2 separate regions of the Homo sapiens genome follow, and region 1 is linked to region 2. The links are chromatin loops, found by intact Hi-C in ENCODE. Cell type or tissue: PC-9. All regions are shown on one strand. Links, peaks and the distances in the headings refer to the core of each region. The heading gives the core; the rest is flanking DNA. Region 1 overlaps GDE1 (glycerophosphodiester phosphodiesterase 1). Region 2 overlaps LOC105371114 (a long non-coding RNA gene).

Evidence for each region. Hi-C counts contacts between places; a loop is a spot of excess contacts. Peaks named below come from ENCODE experiments on the same cell type or tissue, not always from the same donor. Only the 100,000 strongest peaks of a DNase experiment are listed, where the experiment ranks them.
Region 1: it touches region 2 in a loop (4-fold over the local background); 38 of 110 quality-filtered maps call a loop at or near these places.

Annotation. Positions count from the first base shown.
Region 1 is chr16:19,499,708-19,508,044 of GRCh38, forward strand. It overlaps GDE1 (glycerophosphodiester phosphodiesterase 1), which reads right to left. Exons shown (of 6, transcript NM_016641.4): 4 at 7,980-8,072; 5 at 5,174-5,385; 6 at 1,986-3,910. The coding sequence ends at 3,763. Among named protein-coding and RNA genes, the nearest start is that of TMC5-AS1, 16 kb to the left of the region's middle. In PC-9, for the core only: CTCF peaks have their summits at 3,140 (motif pointing left) and 3,339; DNase peaks (open chromatin) are centred at 3,114 and 6,094; H3K4me3 peaks cover 1,959 bases; H3K27ac peaks cover 4,115 bases.
Region 2 is chr16:19,380,777-19,389,113 of GRCh38, forward strand. The region is part of intron 1 of LOC105371114 (a long non-coding RNA gene); the gene reads right to left. Among named protein-coding and RNA genes, the nearest start is that of TMC5, 33 kb to the right of the region's middle. In PC-9, for the core only: no CTCF peak of the experiment used is centred there; DNase peaks (open chromatin) are centred at 1,795, 4,075 and 4,685; H3K4me3 peaks cover 876 bases; H3K27ac peaks cover 4,868 bases.

The sequences.
Region 1 (8,337 bases), core at 172-8,171, 120 kb after region 2:
CATGAATTTAATTCTTAAGCAATAATTAATTACAGTTGTAGTAGATGCTCTGAAGAAGCACAGGGACTAAGGGAGACTTGTCTGTGGGGTCAGTGCAGGCAACCCATGGAAGTGATGTTGGAAGTGATTTTATTCCCCTTGGGGTCATCTTAGTGCTGTTTGTGCTTTTTTCTTTGCTTTTTTTTGAGATGGAGTTGGAGCCTCCCTCTGTCTCCCAGGCTGGAGTGCAGTGGTACAATCTCAGCTCACTGCAACCTCCCCCTCCTGGGTTCAAGTGATTCTCCTGCCTCAGCCTCCCGAGTAGCTGCGATTACGGGAGCGTGCCACCAGGTCCGGCTAATTTTTGTATTTTTAGTAGAGACGGGGTTTCACCATGTTGGCTGGGCTGGTGTTGAACTCCTGACCTCAGATGATCCGCTCGCTTCAGCCTCCCAAAGTGTTGGGATTACAGGCGTGAGCCACCATGCCCGGCTGCTGCTTGGGCTTCTACAATGAAATCTGAACTCTCTCTGAAAGCATCACTTCTGCTCATTCACCAGATGCTAAGTGCTTCCATCTAGAATGCTTCTCCCTTCACCTCCATCCCTTGTCTCCACTTCAGTGCAGCCCTGCTTCTCCTGGAGGTGTACATGCAGTGGATAGTGGCTCATGCCTGTAATCCCCGCACTTTGGGAGGCTGAGGTGGGCGGATCACCTGAGGTCAGGAGTTCGAGACCAGCCCAGCCAACATGGTAAGACCTTATCTCTACTAAAAATACAAAAATTAGCCGGGCGTGGTGGCAAGCGCCTGTAATCCCAGCTACTCAGGAGGCTGAGGCAGGAGAATTGCTTGGACCCAGGAGGCAGAGGTTGCAGTGAGCTGAAATCGCACCACTGCGCTTCAGCCTGGGTGACAGAGTGAGACTGTCTCAAAAAATAAAGAAACTACTGTACATGGAAAGCATTTTAAACAGTCTAGGACATGGTAGGCAGTCAATAAATGTTAATTAGCAAGGATTTTACATGCACTCTTTCATTTAATCACTACCACCGCAAGAATACTACCCCTATTTTACAGATAAATTCAGTAACTTACCCAAGGTCATATAGCTGGTAAGTTGCTGAATAGGAAGGCAGACTTGGCTTTCTCTGATTCCAAATCCTGTTATTAACCCTATACTAAGCCTTCCAAGGAAGTGCTTAATAGTAGTTATTAATACCTTATTTCATCATTCAAATTCTCCACCTTTTGAGGCCCTGACCATCTTAGCATAGGACCTAAATCCTTAATTTGGCCTGGCTGAATCAAAGGTAAAATGGATTTGGGATAAAGATCAAGAGACAGAGATCTCATGGCTCTCCAGAGATCTTCCCACAACACAAAGGGATATTATTATTATTATGAAATTTTTAAAGATTGGAGTCAAACTCTGTCCCCTAGGCTGTAGTGCAGTGGCACGATCCTAGCTCACTGCAGCCTCAACCTGCTAGGCTCCAGTGATCCTCCCATCTCAGCCCCTATTTGTAAATTTTTTGTAGAGATGGGGTCTCACTATGTTGCCCAGGCTAGTGTTGAACAGCCTGTTGAACAGCTAGTGTTGAACAGAGGTATCTTTTTTTTTTTTTTTTTTTTTTTTTTGAGACAGAGTCTTGCTCTCTGGCCTAGGCTGGAGTGCAGTGGTACAATCTTGGCTCACTGCAACCTCTGACTCCTGGGTTCAAGCAATTCTCCTTGCTTCAGCCTCCTGAATAGCTGGGATTACAGGCATGTGCCACCATGCCCAACTAATGTTTGTATTTTTAGTAGAGATGGGGTTTCCCCATCATGGCCAGGCTGGTCTCAAACTCCTGGCCTCAAGTGATCCACCCACCTCAGCTCCCAAAGTGCTGGGATTACAGGTATGAGCCATCACGCCTGGCCTGATGTATCTTCTTTGGTCACTTTTTCCTCCTCCTTTCACTCTAGTCATAACATGGCACGGAAGTACATGCAGTTTAGACATTTGTTGCACTCAATGAACAAATCTTTGTTGTTTATTTTAAAATTCAAGACAATTTTTTTGCAAATGCTGATTCAAAACGTACCAATCCCCATCTATCATGCCTATGCCAATACAATCTGTCACAAAAAAGTTTGCTTCTCATTGTCACATAGCTATGGGGACTGGTGGCCTTCTAAAATCACTGTCCAGCTGCTGCAAGTGTGAGGCCAGCAACCCACGGCAGGGATGCAGGAGGGAAGCCATGGCTAAGCTGTGGGCCTGGACAAAGGCCACAGATGGGGTTGAAAGGTGAGAAGCGGTAAGCTAGAGGAGACAGACGGCGTTGCCATTAAAAACAATTCAACTTCATTTTAATGTTGCTATGTAAGTTCACAATAAAATCCCTGGAAGTTCAAATTGGAAAGAGCAGTTTGGGGTCATGGGCTCAACAATATAAAGGCAGATTCAGTGAGGGGTAAGGGTAGTGGCTCTGGGGGCAGACTGACCTAGATTTGAATGCCAGTTGTACCAGACTCAAGACACCTTGGGTAAGTGGTTTTATGAAGTACCTCAGTTCTTCATCAGTAGAAAGAGTGCTAACACCTCCATAAGACTTTTGTATGGATTGAGTAAGATAATGCATGTTAAACCACTTGTATAGTTTCTGGCTAACTGTAAACAAGATGTTCTAGAAGTTCTAGTTATCTTTTTTTTTTTTTTTTTTTTTTTTTTTTTAAGAGTCAGGTTCTCACTGTGCCACCAAGGTTGTAGTGCCGTGGTGTAATCATGGCTCATTGCAGCCTTGAACTTCTGGGCTCAAGTGATCCTCCCACCTCAACCTCCTGAGTAGCTGGGAATACAGGCATGCACCACCATGCCTAATTTTTTAGAGATGGGGTCTTGCTATATTGCCCAGTCTGGCCTCAAGTAATCCTCCTGCCTCAGCTTTCTGAATTGCTGGGATTATCGGCATGAGCCACTGTGCCCAGCTAAGCTGTGACTTTTGAGGCAACCCCTTCCCTTCCACAGAGTTTAGTTTCCTCATTTGTAAAATGAGGACAAACCTAGATATTTTTGGAAGTTTCTTCCAGTTCTAATTGCCTATGATCAGATCACATCTGTTGCAGAGCTTCCTAAAAAGCCTGGAAAAATGCAACTCTGCCCCCTGGTGGTTTGCAGCTCTCTATTCAAGATGCTATAAATCCCTCATTGGCTTCAAGACCTCCCTACCATTTTGGTTGCTGTACACTGAAGCCTCACTGGATTGCATGGTGGCTTCCCCAAATTCCGTATGCCTTAGGATATGATGCTTGGCACACAGTTTTCCTTTAGTGCTCCTTTTAATAATTTTATTAGTATGGCCACAAGTTTGATGTCTACAGTACATGTTAACATAGCTGAGTACAAATATTTGAAATAAGTGTGGCAAGTTTTAAAATGTCAACTCTGAGTTATCATGCATGTCCCATGCATTTACATCTGCATCTGCAAACTGTACAATTCAATCTGTGCTTATCCTCACTGGGTCTCCCTGTGTGCCTCAGCTAGGGCAGGGCAGGGGCTCTTGTGCGTTTTTTCAGACCCAGATTTTCAAGAGCAACAGTGTTGAACTCTGGCATGCCATGGTGCATGGTGGCAACACCGGGTTTAGCTTTGGTTCAGGTAAAAATGCAGTGACCAACTATTGCATTTGTGTGAGTCACCTGATTCCCCAGGGCCTGGGCTAGCACAAAGGGTATTTTGATATCCCTGTATGAGGCCCCTGGCAGTTTCTGAACCCGTTTCGTCCCACCGTGAAAGTCTAGAAGTGAGGTTCGCAGTCTTCTACCATGCTGTCAGTGATATAGCTGGAACCAAGATGGGATTCGTAGTAACTCTTTTCATCAAAGGTATTAACAGTCCAACCAACAACCTGGATTCCTTTAGCTGACCACTTCTTCAAGTAGGCCCTGGGGAAAGAGGAAAGCCAATCCTGTTAGAATAATAAGCAGCTGTCTCAGGAATCCATAATGGCCACTAAGTATGGTGTTCACTGCATACCAATGGTGCCCAGAGAATGCCTCCTAACTGGCCTCTGCACTGTGATCAGAGGGACTGTTCCAAAACCCAGGATGCCATGAACCTCCTCTACACTGTCCCAGCTTAAAACATTTCAGTAGCTCACTAATGATCGCCACCCCCAAATGTCCTTGGCACAGCCACTGAAGGTGTGCCTGACCTGGCCCCGACCTGTCTCCTTGGCTTCATCTCACACCACATTCCCCCTTTCTTTTCTGTGCTGATTAATTTTAAATTAATTGAAAGAATATTAATTTTCTTTCACTTCCTGGAAAGAACCATGTTCCTTCCTGCCAGAGCACATTACATGTATTTTTCTCTCTGATCTGGATTCCTCCCAATTCCCACTCACCCTTCAGATCTTAGCTTAACTGTCACTTCCTTGGGGATGCTGTTTCTGACAACCCAGACCAGATTAGATTATAGCCCATGCACAGTTTTCTCTGACATAGCCTGTATCTTAGTTTTAACTTTATATTGATTGGATTTTTATTTGATTAGCATCTCTCACTCTCCCACTTGGCTATAAACGTCACGAGGGCAGAGATCATGGCTTTGATTCTTTACCCACTGCATCTTCAGCTTCTCAACATGGAACCTTGCAATAGTATAGGCACTTACCAAATATTTATTGAACTGAATCATGTATGTCTGAAATAATACTAGACCTACAACTCTAATTAGCTGAAATATACAGATACAGAATTGCCAAAGAAATGATTCCGAGATCGCTAGCAGGTTAGGAAATGGAAATTTTATGGGGAGAGGTGGGGGAGTGCCTATAACATAAGACGGTAGTGGGGAGGCTGGTGCCCACAGGATGTCTTCACTGTGGTTCTGCCCAGGATCCTGTGTTGGCTTTCAAAAAAACCAGTCACAGAAATAAAATCCCTTGCTCAGCATAGTGTCACAGGTTCATTTTTTTTCTTCAAAATACACTAAAAAACCGAAAATATGTGATCGACTCGGTCTGAAAACAGTGAAATATGCCTGAACTCTTCCCACCTAAGAAGCGAAATTGGTAATCCAATTTAGAGGTATGGTAAGCTTTGCAGGTCAGAACCAATTCAGGTTGTCTACTCTGTTAATCCTTCCTTTCAAATAAGAGCATTCAGGATGTCTGTCTGGGTAAAATAAAAAACCTTCCAACTTACGGGGATACAAAATCCTTTTGCATGAGGAAAGCTGAAATTCCACACAGGTACCACAAGATATTATGCATGCTCCAATCGAGCAAAATGTCCATCATAACAAATATAAAATGTTTCCAGAAAGTATCATAGCGTGGTTTCCCATCTCCTGTATGGCTTAGGCTCCAAGGTCTGTGAGTTAATGCTGTTATTACATCCCGATCTGTTTGTCTCATCTGCAAAGGAATTTGGGGAAGTAAAATAATGATCATATGTAAAGTTGAATACTTATTAGTTTAGATTTAGCCAATGTGCTCAATCAGATGAGGTGGTCATGGTTGGTACCCTGCCCCGGTATCTACTAAATAAGTTCTCAATCATAAACCCTTTGAGAAAATAATGTGAAGAATGTAAAGCACTAATATGCAGCACATATGAGAACTTTTTTTTCCCAGTCCTTAAAAACTGCAATCCTATCTTTAAAATGGAAAAATTAAAACTTCAGGATCAAATTTTAATAATGTCATGAGAATAAACTTTTAATTGGCTATTGACTTAAATCCTGGCCAGAGATAATTAATTAGAACTCAATGAGGAGGGAACCAAGGTCAGTTCAAGATGGGCTGTTTAGTTTTGACCCTTTCCAGAGCAAATGGCTGAAGAGTTGTAGGGGTGAGGAGGGGGATGGGGAAGTGAGGTGGGAAGGGAGAGAAGGGATTGTGACGAGAGAATGGGAGAGGACAACAGAGAAATGGAGAGATGTGGATGGAGTTCCTTTAGTCTCTGCTCTTGTGCTCCTCTGGGGGAATGTCTTATACGTTTTAAAGGACTCTGTGGTCAAGGAAGTTTGGGAAACACTGTTCCAAATGTCTGCAAGCCCCATGACCCTATTCAACTCCATGACAGCTTCTATTGATAGGCTCTATCCTCACTGTAAAAATTTTCAATGTATGCTCTGTTGGTCACTGGTAAAGAATGCTACGGAACCAGCTTGTTATTCTGGAAACTGGTAAATAAAAGGAAAGATAAAGCATTTATTCTGCCTATTTGGTAACTAAATAGTAGAGGAGGAAAAGTTTCTTTTTAAAGATCTATTTCAGCTAATGCAAGAAGTAATAGAATTAAAATATCAGCATTTTGTAGCTCCCTAGAAAATGGACAGATCTGGCCAATGAGCATCAATAGCAGCCAAAAACAACAGGAGTCAACCAGATGTCAAGTGCCTCCTGACGGAAAAACACCCTCATCTCTAGAGTTATCTTGCCAAGAATAACCAACCCTAACCTCATCAAGGCAAGCTTCCAGCTCTCGCTACCAGTTTATAGAAAATAAAGAGAAAAAAATATTAAGCCATATCATGGCATAATCAGCAAAATTTGGACTTGGGTAAACTCTACAAAACAATAATCCGGTTTCTTCAGTAAATACAAAACAAGGACCCCCCCCAAAACAAACAAACAAAAAAAACAGAGAGAGAGAGAGACAGAACCTGCAAGTTTTAAGATTTACAGTTGCCGGCAGGGCATAGTGGCTCACACCTGTAATCATTTTGGGAGGCCGAGGCAGGCAGATCACCTGAGGTCAGGAGCTCGAGACCAGCCTGGCCAACATGGCAAAACCCCGTCTCTACTAAAATACAAAAAAAATTAGCCAGGCATGGTGGTGTGTGCTTGTAATCCCAGCTACTCAGGAGGCTGAGGCAAGAGAATTGCTTGAACCCGGGAGGCAGAGGTTGCGATGAGCCGAGATCATACCACTGGGCGACAGAGCAAGACTCCGTCTCAAAAACAAACAAAAAAAGATTTACGATTGTAACACGCCGATCTTACTTGGGTCCTATTCGAATGAGCAATTTATGAAAAACAACCATTTATGACATTTCCGAGACAAGTCAAAATTTATACACTGGATATTTGATGATATGAATAATTTATTGTTAATAATTTTTAGATGGGACAATGGCATTGTGGCTATGTTTTTAAAAAGGCATCACTAGGCTGGTTACTGTGGCTCATGCCTGTAATCCCAGCACTTTGAGAGGCTGAGGTGGAAGGATTGCTTGAGCTTAGGAGTTGGAGAACTGCCTGGGTAATACAGGGAGACCCTGTCTCTACAAAAAATAAAAATAAAAAATTAGCTGGGCGTGGTGACGTGCGCCTGTGGTCCCAGCTACTTGGAAGGCTGAGGCAGGAGGATCATTTGAGCCTGGAAGGTCAAGAGTGCAGTGAGCTGTGATCACACCACTGCACTCCAGCCTGGGAAACTGAGGGAGAACCCGTCTTTTAAAATAAATAAATAAATAAATAAATAAATAAATAAATAAATAAAATGGCATCACTTTTTAAAGATTCTTAATGCAATTTTATGGATGGAATAAGATTTGCTTCAAAATAACACTGGGGAGGATCAATGGGGTTATGGGTGAAATGAGCTGGATCACAGTTAAAGGGGGGGTACACTACTACTTTATTTTATGCATGTTTTAGATTCTCCATAATTAAGAATTTATTTTATGAAGGTATGTTCTGCTGTTAGTTGGTGAGAAGTAGGGGCTACATAATTCTTTTCTGTTGTGAGAATTTTACTACAGTAATCTGAGTGAGCCTATAAACAACATAAAAGAAGGGGCAAAAGAGGAATAATGGCATTCTGTAAGGGGTATGAGTACATTCCCCTTCTGGAATTTCTCTGGTTAATTTAAAAGAGGAGCTTCTCAACTGTGACCCTGATGCAGTTCAATTTAATAGGCATCTATCCTGTGCTTACGCAGCCCATTGCAATTATCTACACCAGCTCACCTAATATGTACAAGAAAAATCCCGAATGTTACCTTGTAGATAACTTCTGGCAAGAAAGAACAGACCACACTATTATTATACAGTTGAGGAAATTCCATATACATTTTCTTTAGAGCCTCAGTAGCCTGTAAAATAAAGAGATTCATATATTTAAAATTGATTAAAATGTGATAGATAGCCCCAGCCAATAACTATCACATATTAAGTACAACCCTATGGAATAAAACAGAAGTTTACTAGAAATGGAGGTACTGAAAGTATTGGTAGAGTCTATTATCCACTGGGATGCATTTTAAACTCACACCAGCAGCAAACAAGGAAGAAGGTGGAGTACTGCTGCTTTACTCCCTCTGAGGGCCTCACCCCTTTTGGAATACTTTTGAAAAGTGT
Region 2 (8,337 bases), core at 114-8,113:
CATGAGGCTGGGCACAGCGACTCATGCTTGTAATCCCAGCATTTTGGGAGGCCAAGGCAGGCATTAGGGCCAGGAGTTCCAGACCAGCCTGGGTAGCATGGTGAAACCACATCTCTACCAAAATATGTATATATATATATATACAAAAATTAGCTTAGCTGGTCATGGTGGCACACACCTGTAGTCTCAGCTGCTTGGGAGGCTGCGGTGGGAGGATCACATGAGCCTGGGGAGGTCAAAACTGCAGTGAGTGATGATTGCACCACTGCATTCCAGCCTGGGCAACAGAGCAAGACTCTGATTAAAAATTTTTTTTTTTTGCTGGGCATGGTTGTGCACACCTGTAGTCCCAGCTACTCAGGAGGCTGAGATGGAGGATCACTTGAGCCCAGGAGTTTGAGGCTACGGTGAGTTATGATTGTGCCACTGCACTCCAGCCTGGATGACAGAGCAAGACCCTGTCTCAAAAATAAAATAAAATAAAAATAAAATGCCAACATGATAATGTCACACTCTTATATTAGTAATGTCTGTTTATTCCCAGCTAGAACTCTCATCTTTGGCTTAAATAGACACTCACAACCTTAGCTCCTTTTCCATCCTTCATTCCTGCCACATCTGCCCCAGATGTGCTCTGCTCCTGCCACACTCACCTCAAATGTAACTGTGGTGGCCAGCATCCAAGATGACCATCAGGGATTATCATCTGGCAATGATGCCCGTGTCTGATCCCTTTCCATGTTGGATGGAGCTAAGCGATCTGTAGGATATTGCAAAAGTGGCAACATATAGCTTCCAAGCATAGATCATTAAAGATGTTGTGTCTTTCTCCTTGCTCTCTCTTGAGCTGCTCTCTTGGGGAAGTCAGCCATCCTGTTGTGAGGACGCTGAAGCAACCCTGTGGGAATATCAGTGTGGTGAGAAACTGAGGCCCCCAGCCAACAGCCATGCGCGTGAGCTGCCTTGGAAGCCTGACTTCACACATCCACCTGATGACTTCTGGAAGCCTGACTCCACGTGTCCACATCTGCTCCATCTCCTTCAGAACTAGGCTGTTGGCCAATGCCCCTGTTTGTGTCTTGCTATTTCACTTGGACTATGACTAGGATTCAGGGGGCAAAAATCACCAATTATGGTGAATTCATGTTTTAGTTGATGCAGCTCCCATCAGCAAGGGCTTTTGCCTTTTTTAATGAAAATACCCACCTGGCATGGTGGCTCACACCTGCACTTTGGGAGGCCGAGGCAGGTGTATCGCTTGAGCCCAGGAGTTCAAAACCAGCCTGGGAACATGGTGAAACCCTGTCTCTACTAAAAACAAACATTAGCCAGTCATGGTGGTGCACACCTGTAGTCCCAGGTACTAGGGAGGCTGAGGTAGCAGGATTGCTTGAGCCCAGGAGGTGGAGGCTGCAGTGGGCCATGAGCATGCCACTGCACTCCAGCCTGGGAGACTGAGCAAGACCATGTCTTAAAAAAAAAAAAGAAAAGAAAGAAAAGGAAAAAAGAAATACCCAAAGCCTGAGCTGACCTGGTGATTCTGCCACCCCTGCAATCCTGATTGAATAATGCAACCCAAATTGGTCATAAATTATTCTCATGTAATTTGAAATCATCTACCACAAGGAGAACAAACACAAAAACTGCATAATCTCACAGCTTGCTGATAAGAACAGAGGGCTTACCAGTGGCAGTGAGGGCTTGGTGCTTGCCCTTGAAAGTGGAGTTCTCATCTGGAATTTCTATAATAGACCCAGAGTCAACAGCCAGGTTCATGCCTGAGGGACCTCAAGGACCATACTGGTTGCTCTGTGAAATGACTACCCCTGGCTTTTGGGAGGTTTAGAGATGACTTGAGCTCTTCATAACTAAAAACATCCATGGCATTTGAGCCTCACCCAATCTCTCAACTTTGTCATTCCCTGGGGATTTAGGGTGCACCGTTGGCTGGGGAACCAGCTGGCTAAAGAGAGAGGCAGTGCACCTGAGACTGTACATGAGCCCGGGCACCTGAGACAGGGAATCTGAGACAGTACTCTCTGTACTTCTTTATCCTCCTCTATAAAGTGATTCTAATAATAGCATCTACCTCTGTAGAAGAAAAAATTATTCAATGGCACATGTTAAAATACGGTAAGGCAGATTTTTCAGGACCATCATGATAGGTATAGGGAACATAGTAATGAAATTTTGCAATGGGAGAGAGATTGGGCTCAGTCTTAAATGGCTGGCCGGCTAAGTGGCTGACTGGGAGGCTGGGTGAGGGGTAGGCTGGGAGGCTGGCCGAGTGGCTGTCTTGGAGGCTTGCCAGCAGGCTGGCTGGCCCGCTGAGATGCTGGTGGGCTGGCTGAGAAGCTGGTCGAGAGGCTAGCGGGCAGTCTTCCTGGCTGAGTGAGAGGCTGGCTGGCTGAGAGTCTGGCTGAGAGGCTAGCTGAGATGTCGGCTGGCTCCGTCTGGGTTGGATGAGGACACTTTGGAGGAGGGAGCAGGAATAAGGAAGATACCCTTACCACCTGCTATCCCCCAGAGCTGGGAGCACCCGGCGCTGAGGGTGGGAGGCGGCAGTGACCGGGCACAGCTTATAGCACCCGGCTCCCTCCGTGCACCCTCGGATGCCAGGAACACCTTCCCTATGAGCACTCCCCATGGCCCTACCGTGGTGGACTGCGGGCCGCAGTCTCTATCTTATCCTCAAAGGTTTTCTGTAGATCTAAAACTGTTCTAAAACAGAAAATTATGTGTGTGGGTAAGTAATTTCCTGGCTCAAAATAAAAGCTATTTTCATTGTGGTTAAGGGTAAGGTCACTGGATGAGAACCTGGTTTCCGATTATTTCCTGTGTGAGCTGGACCACATGCCACAACCTTTCTGAGCCTGTTTTCTCATCCATAAAATGAGGATATAAGACTAGAGCTTAGGTCTCAGGGCTGTGGCAAGAACAATTGCCTAGAGGCAGCCTATATTTCCATCGATAGGAGATGGATTAAATAAATTTTGACACATCTGTGCAGCAATTACCTCTATATGTAGATATATAGAAAATTATATTTATAGAAGGTTTATTATTATTATTATTAATATTCTGAGATGGAGTCTCTGTCGCACAGGCTGGAGTGCAGTGGCGCAATCTCGGCTCTCTGCAAGCTCCACCTACGGAGTTCACGCCATTCTCCTGCCTCAGCCTCCCGAGTAGCTGGGACTACAGGCGCCCGCCACCACACCGGCTAATTTTTTGTATTTTTGGTAGAGACGGGGTTTCACCATGTTAGCCAGCATGGTCTCGATCTCCTGACCTCGTGATTCGTTGGCCTCGGCCTCCCAAAGTGCTGGGATTACAGGTGTGAGCCACTGCGCCCAGCCTATAGAAGGTATATTATGAAGTGAAAAAGCAAGGTGGAAGCTAGACATAGTGGCTCATGCCTATAACCCCAGAATTTTTGGAGGCTGAGGCAGGAGGTTCGTCTGAGTCCAGGAGTTTAAGACCAGCCTGGGCAACATAGCAAGACACCCATCTCTACAAACAATAAAAAAGTAAAAATTAGCCAGGGATGGTGGCACATGCTTGCAGTCCTGGCTACTCAGGAGTCTAAGGAAGGAGGATTGCTAAGCCCAGGATTTCAAGGTTACAGTGAGCCATGCTCATGACACTGCACTCCAGCATGGGTGACAGAGTGAGACACTGTCTCAAAAACAAAACAAAACAAAACAAAACAAAACAAGATGCCAGGTAAGCCACCTTTGGGGTTAAAAAACCAAGAATATATGTGTATATGTTTGTAAATGCATCATACATCTCAGGACAAGGGCAGGGAAAATTTTACTGATTACCCCTTTTTTTTACTAAATAGACATATTACTAATACATGCTCAAATTTTAAAAAATGATCTTTAAGTCTGTGGCACAGAGGAAGTGTCAGGAAATGATGGCTATTTCTATTGTGAGACAATTCCTCCCTCTTCCCTTCCTTACTGGAGGCCACCTCCCCACCCCCAGTCCCAGCCTGCAGATCTGGAAAGGGATGGGTGGAACCCAGTTGTTCCACGTATGGAAGATGGAATGTGATGGAGGCGAGTGGTGACTGTGCAGTGACCTTAGAGAGAAGACCCAGCACTTCCTGCTGGCTGCACCTGGCACCTGGCACCTGGCACCTGGCCCTGACTTGGATCTGCACCTGAGCCAGGGAGACCTCAGTTTTTTTCTTCCAGGAGCAGAAGAATGAACCAGGTTCCTGAAGGAGACTTCCCACTCCCAGAAGAGGAACAATTTTACAGGAATAGAAATTGGATAGTTCTTCAGGAAACAACAGTCTCTTAAATCTCCTGTTTGAAGGAATAGAAGACGACCATTTAGGAGGATGTCTTTGTTCTCAGGAGGTACCTAGAAAAGTAGCTGGGATTGAGGTAGGCTAAAAGATGTCTCCCGAAGATTTCAGACCCTAATCTAAAAAAAAAAGTGTGAACATTACTATGTAGTGAAGAATTACTTTACTCACAGAGAGGTCTATCCCTTTGCCTCCAGCTCCTGGGGGGTGATCTCTAAGCCCCTGAGATGGACATCTTTATTTACCTGGATCCTTGGGTGACATCAGATAATTTAGCAATGTGATTTATGGTGGAGCTTTGTGAATTAGCCAACAAATGTATGATAATTTGTTGCAGCAGTCACAAGAAACGAATACAGGAATGCAGTTTCAAAAAGTCTGTAATTAACTCTCATATGGCTCAGAGAGAAGTAGGAAGAAGCAAGTCTGGTAAAATGTGAACAATTAGTGAACTTACATAAAAGGAATGTGGTTGTCTATTGTACTGTTCTTGCAAATTTTTGTTGGTTTGAAAATTTTCAGAATAAAAGATGGAGGAAGGAATAAAAATACTCATTTAAAACATTACAGTATAGGCCGGGTATGGTGGCTCATGCCCGTAATCAACATTTTGGGAGGCTGAGGCAAGAGGATCGTTTGAGGCCAGGAGTTTGAGACTAGCCTGGCCAACATGGCAAAACCCTGTCTCTACTAAACATGCGAAAATTATCTGGGTGCGATGGCACACAACTGTAACCCGAGCTACTCAGGAGGCTGAGGCAGGAGAATCTCTTGAACCCAGGAGGTGGAGGTTGCAGTGAGCTGTGATCACACTACTGCACTCCAGCCTGGATGACAGAGTGAGACCCTGTCTCTAACAATAATAAAAATAAAATAAAATAAAACAAAACAGCATGGAAAAGTCCAGGATCTTCAAATATTGCTGGAGTATTACTGCCAAGCCCAATGTAGTCAGAAGTAGGATTTGAACATTTAAATGCATCCTTTGCTGATTGGACAGAATGTAACCTTTAAAAATTATTTTCCTTCTTATACAAACAGCAGGGTTCCTTCTTCATCACTGAAGAATAAGATGGCATGCTTCAGACCACAGCATCAATGCCCATGCCAGGTAGCTTCACTTTGTGGTTCCTGGGTGATGGCTCTGTGTTCCCATCCAAATCTCATACTGAATTGTAATCCCCAGTGTTGGAAGTGGGGCCTGGTGGGAGATGATTGGATCATGGGGGTGGTTTCTAATGGTTTATCATCATCCTTCTAGTGGTGTCTTGTGACAGAGTTCTCCTGAGATCTTCTTGTTTAAAAGTGTGTAGCACTTCCCCTAAGCCTCTCTCCTCCTCCTTCTCCTGCCATGCAGATGTGCCTGCTTCCCCTTTGCCTTCTGCCATGATTGTAAGTTTCCTGAGGCCTCCCCAGCCATGCATCCTGTACAGACTGTGGAACTGTGAGCCAATTAAACCTCTTTTCTTTATAAATTAGCCAGTCTCAGGTATGTCTTTATAGCAGTGTGAGAACAGATGAATGCACTGGGCTTGTTTCTTGTGCTCAAAGGCCAAGTGTCATGGATATTAATTACCAAGTCACATGCTGGTCATAAACTTACATGATGTGCTCCCTGGAAACTAAGCTAGAAACTCACCAAGGAGGGTTTGGTGGCGTGGGGGTGCAGGTTGGGGGATCAAAGGAACTGATGAGAGGCACAGAGAATAGGAGACCTGGTTTCTTGCACTCTGCCCTGTATCACATTTCTGCTGGTGCTGAGGTTAATTGCACCACCTCTGGGAGTGATTTACTCAGGCTGTGATCCTGGCCCCAGCTCTGACTACTTGGTAATTGGCAAATTATTTGACACCTTTATGCCTAAGTTTCCTCATCTGTAAAATGGATGTGATAATAAGTGCTGTAATGTTTTTAAAAATAAATAAGGATAGGGTCTCGCTATGTTGCCCAGGTTGTTCTCAAATTCCTGGGCTCAAGCAATCCTCCTGCCTTGGCCTCCCAAAGTGCTGGGATTATAGGCATAAGCCACCATGCCCAACTGAGTAATATTTACTGCTGCATAACAAATTTACCCAAAATATAGCAATCTAAAACAACAAATAAGAATTTATTGTCTCTCACAGCTTCTATAGGTCAGGAATTCAGGAGCAGCTTAGCTTGGAGTTTCTGGCTCAGAAACTCAGGGTCTCTCATGAGTTTGCAGTTAAGATGTTGCAGGAGCTGCAGTCATCTGAAGGCTTGACTGGGGCTGGAGGACCTGCTTCCAAGGTGGCCAGACACATGGCTGTTCCTCTGTTCCCCTACACACAGGCATCTCCACAGGGCTAACTGTGGGTCCTTACAAAATGACAGCTGGCTTCTCCCAGAATGGGTAACTCAAGAGAGAGAAAGAGGAAGGAAGCAGCAGCAGTGTCTTTTATAACCTAGTCTTGGAAGTCACATGCCATCATTTCTCTGTTTTCCTTTTTTTGAGACAAGGTCTCACTCTGTAGCCCAGGCTGGAGTGCAGTGGTACAATCACAGCTCACTGTAGCCTCAACCTCCTGAGGGCTCAAGAGATCCTCCTGCCTTAGCCTCCTGAGTAGCTGGGACGACAGATGTGTGCCATTGCCACCATGCCAGTTAATTTTTAATATTTTGTAGAGGTGGGGTCTTACTATATTGCTCAGGCTGACATACCATTATTTCTACAATATCTTATTGGTGGCACATATTGGCCCTATTCACAGGGCATACACAAGAAGGTGAATACCAGGAGGGGAGGATCATTGAGAGCCATTTTGAAGGCTGTCTACCACAAGTATCTAACTCAAAGGGTTGCCATGGGGATTAAATGCGTTAGTATATGGAAAGAATCCTAGACCAAAGCTTATATACAGTAAATGTTTATAAATGTTAGTTTTTGTTATTATTGGCCCGTAGCATAGCAGTTTCACTACAGATACTGTCATTTTTAAGGTAATAATCTTTCTGTCTTCGTTTGTTTGTTTGTTTTTATCTGGTTACAGATTAAAATCAGCAATTATCTTTTTTTTTTCCTTTTTTGCCCATCTTCAATCTCAAAATCACCTATGGATTTTTGAGTTGAATGTTGTCTTTTAAAACAATTTTAAATGGTTTTGAACTTATGAAAATAATGCTTGTTGAAAAACTTGACAGAAATATGTATAACATGGCCAGGCACTGTGGCTCATGCTTGTAATCCCAACACTTTGGGATCACTTGAGGTCAGGAGTTTGAGACCCAACTGGGCAACAGGGCAAAACCCCATCTCTACTAAAAATACAAAAATTACCCAGGCATGGTGGCACGTGCCTGCAATCTCAGCTATTCGAGGGGCTGAAGCAGGAGAATCGCTTGAACACAGCAGGTGGAGGTTACAGTGAGCTGAGATCGTGCCACTGCACTCCAGCCTCGGCAACAGACCAAAAATCCATCTCAAAGAAAAGAAAAAAGACATATGTATAACATATGCTTGTTCTCAATAACACAGAAACAAGCAGAATAAAAAGTAGCATCCCTCTTCATACCTCTCTCGTGCTTCTCTTCCCAGAGGTAACCACTTTTAAGTTTATAGTCTTCTGACCACTTTGTCTTAAAAGACATGCTGTACTGGTATTAAATACATGGGATTATTGTGTTTATATGGGTCAGTGATTTAAGAATTGGTTGAACAGTTTATCTTGAAAATTATGCATGTTATAACAAGGCATTTAGATAATAGCCCCAAGCTCCACCTCACTCCTGCTGGCATGACCATTGTGAAATATTTTTTTTCTAGAGGGTAGGGGGATGTTTTCATATTTTGGGATATTACATAGGATGGAATAATGGAATTGTGATACAGCTGGATCTACAAATAGGCTGGTTGACTTCATTTCACATCTACAATGCAATATTGGAGAAAGGGTGTGAGCTCTGAATTGGAGACCGATCTGGATTTGAATGTTGGTTCTGATGCTTCCTAATGAGATGAGTTTAGGCAAGTTTTTCTTTGTTTGTCTGTCTGTATCTCT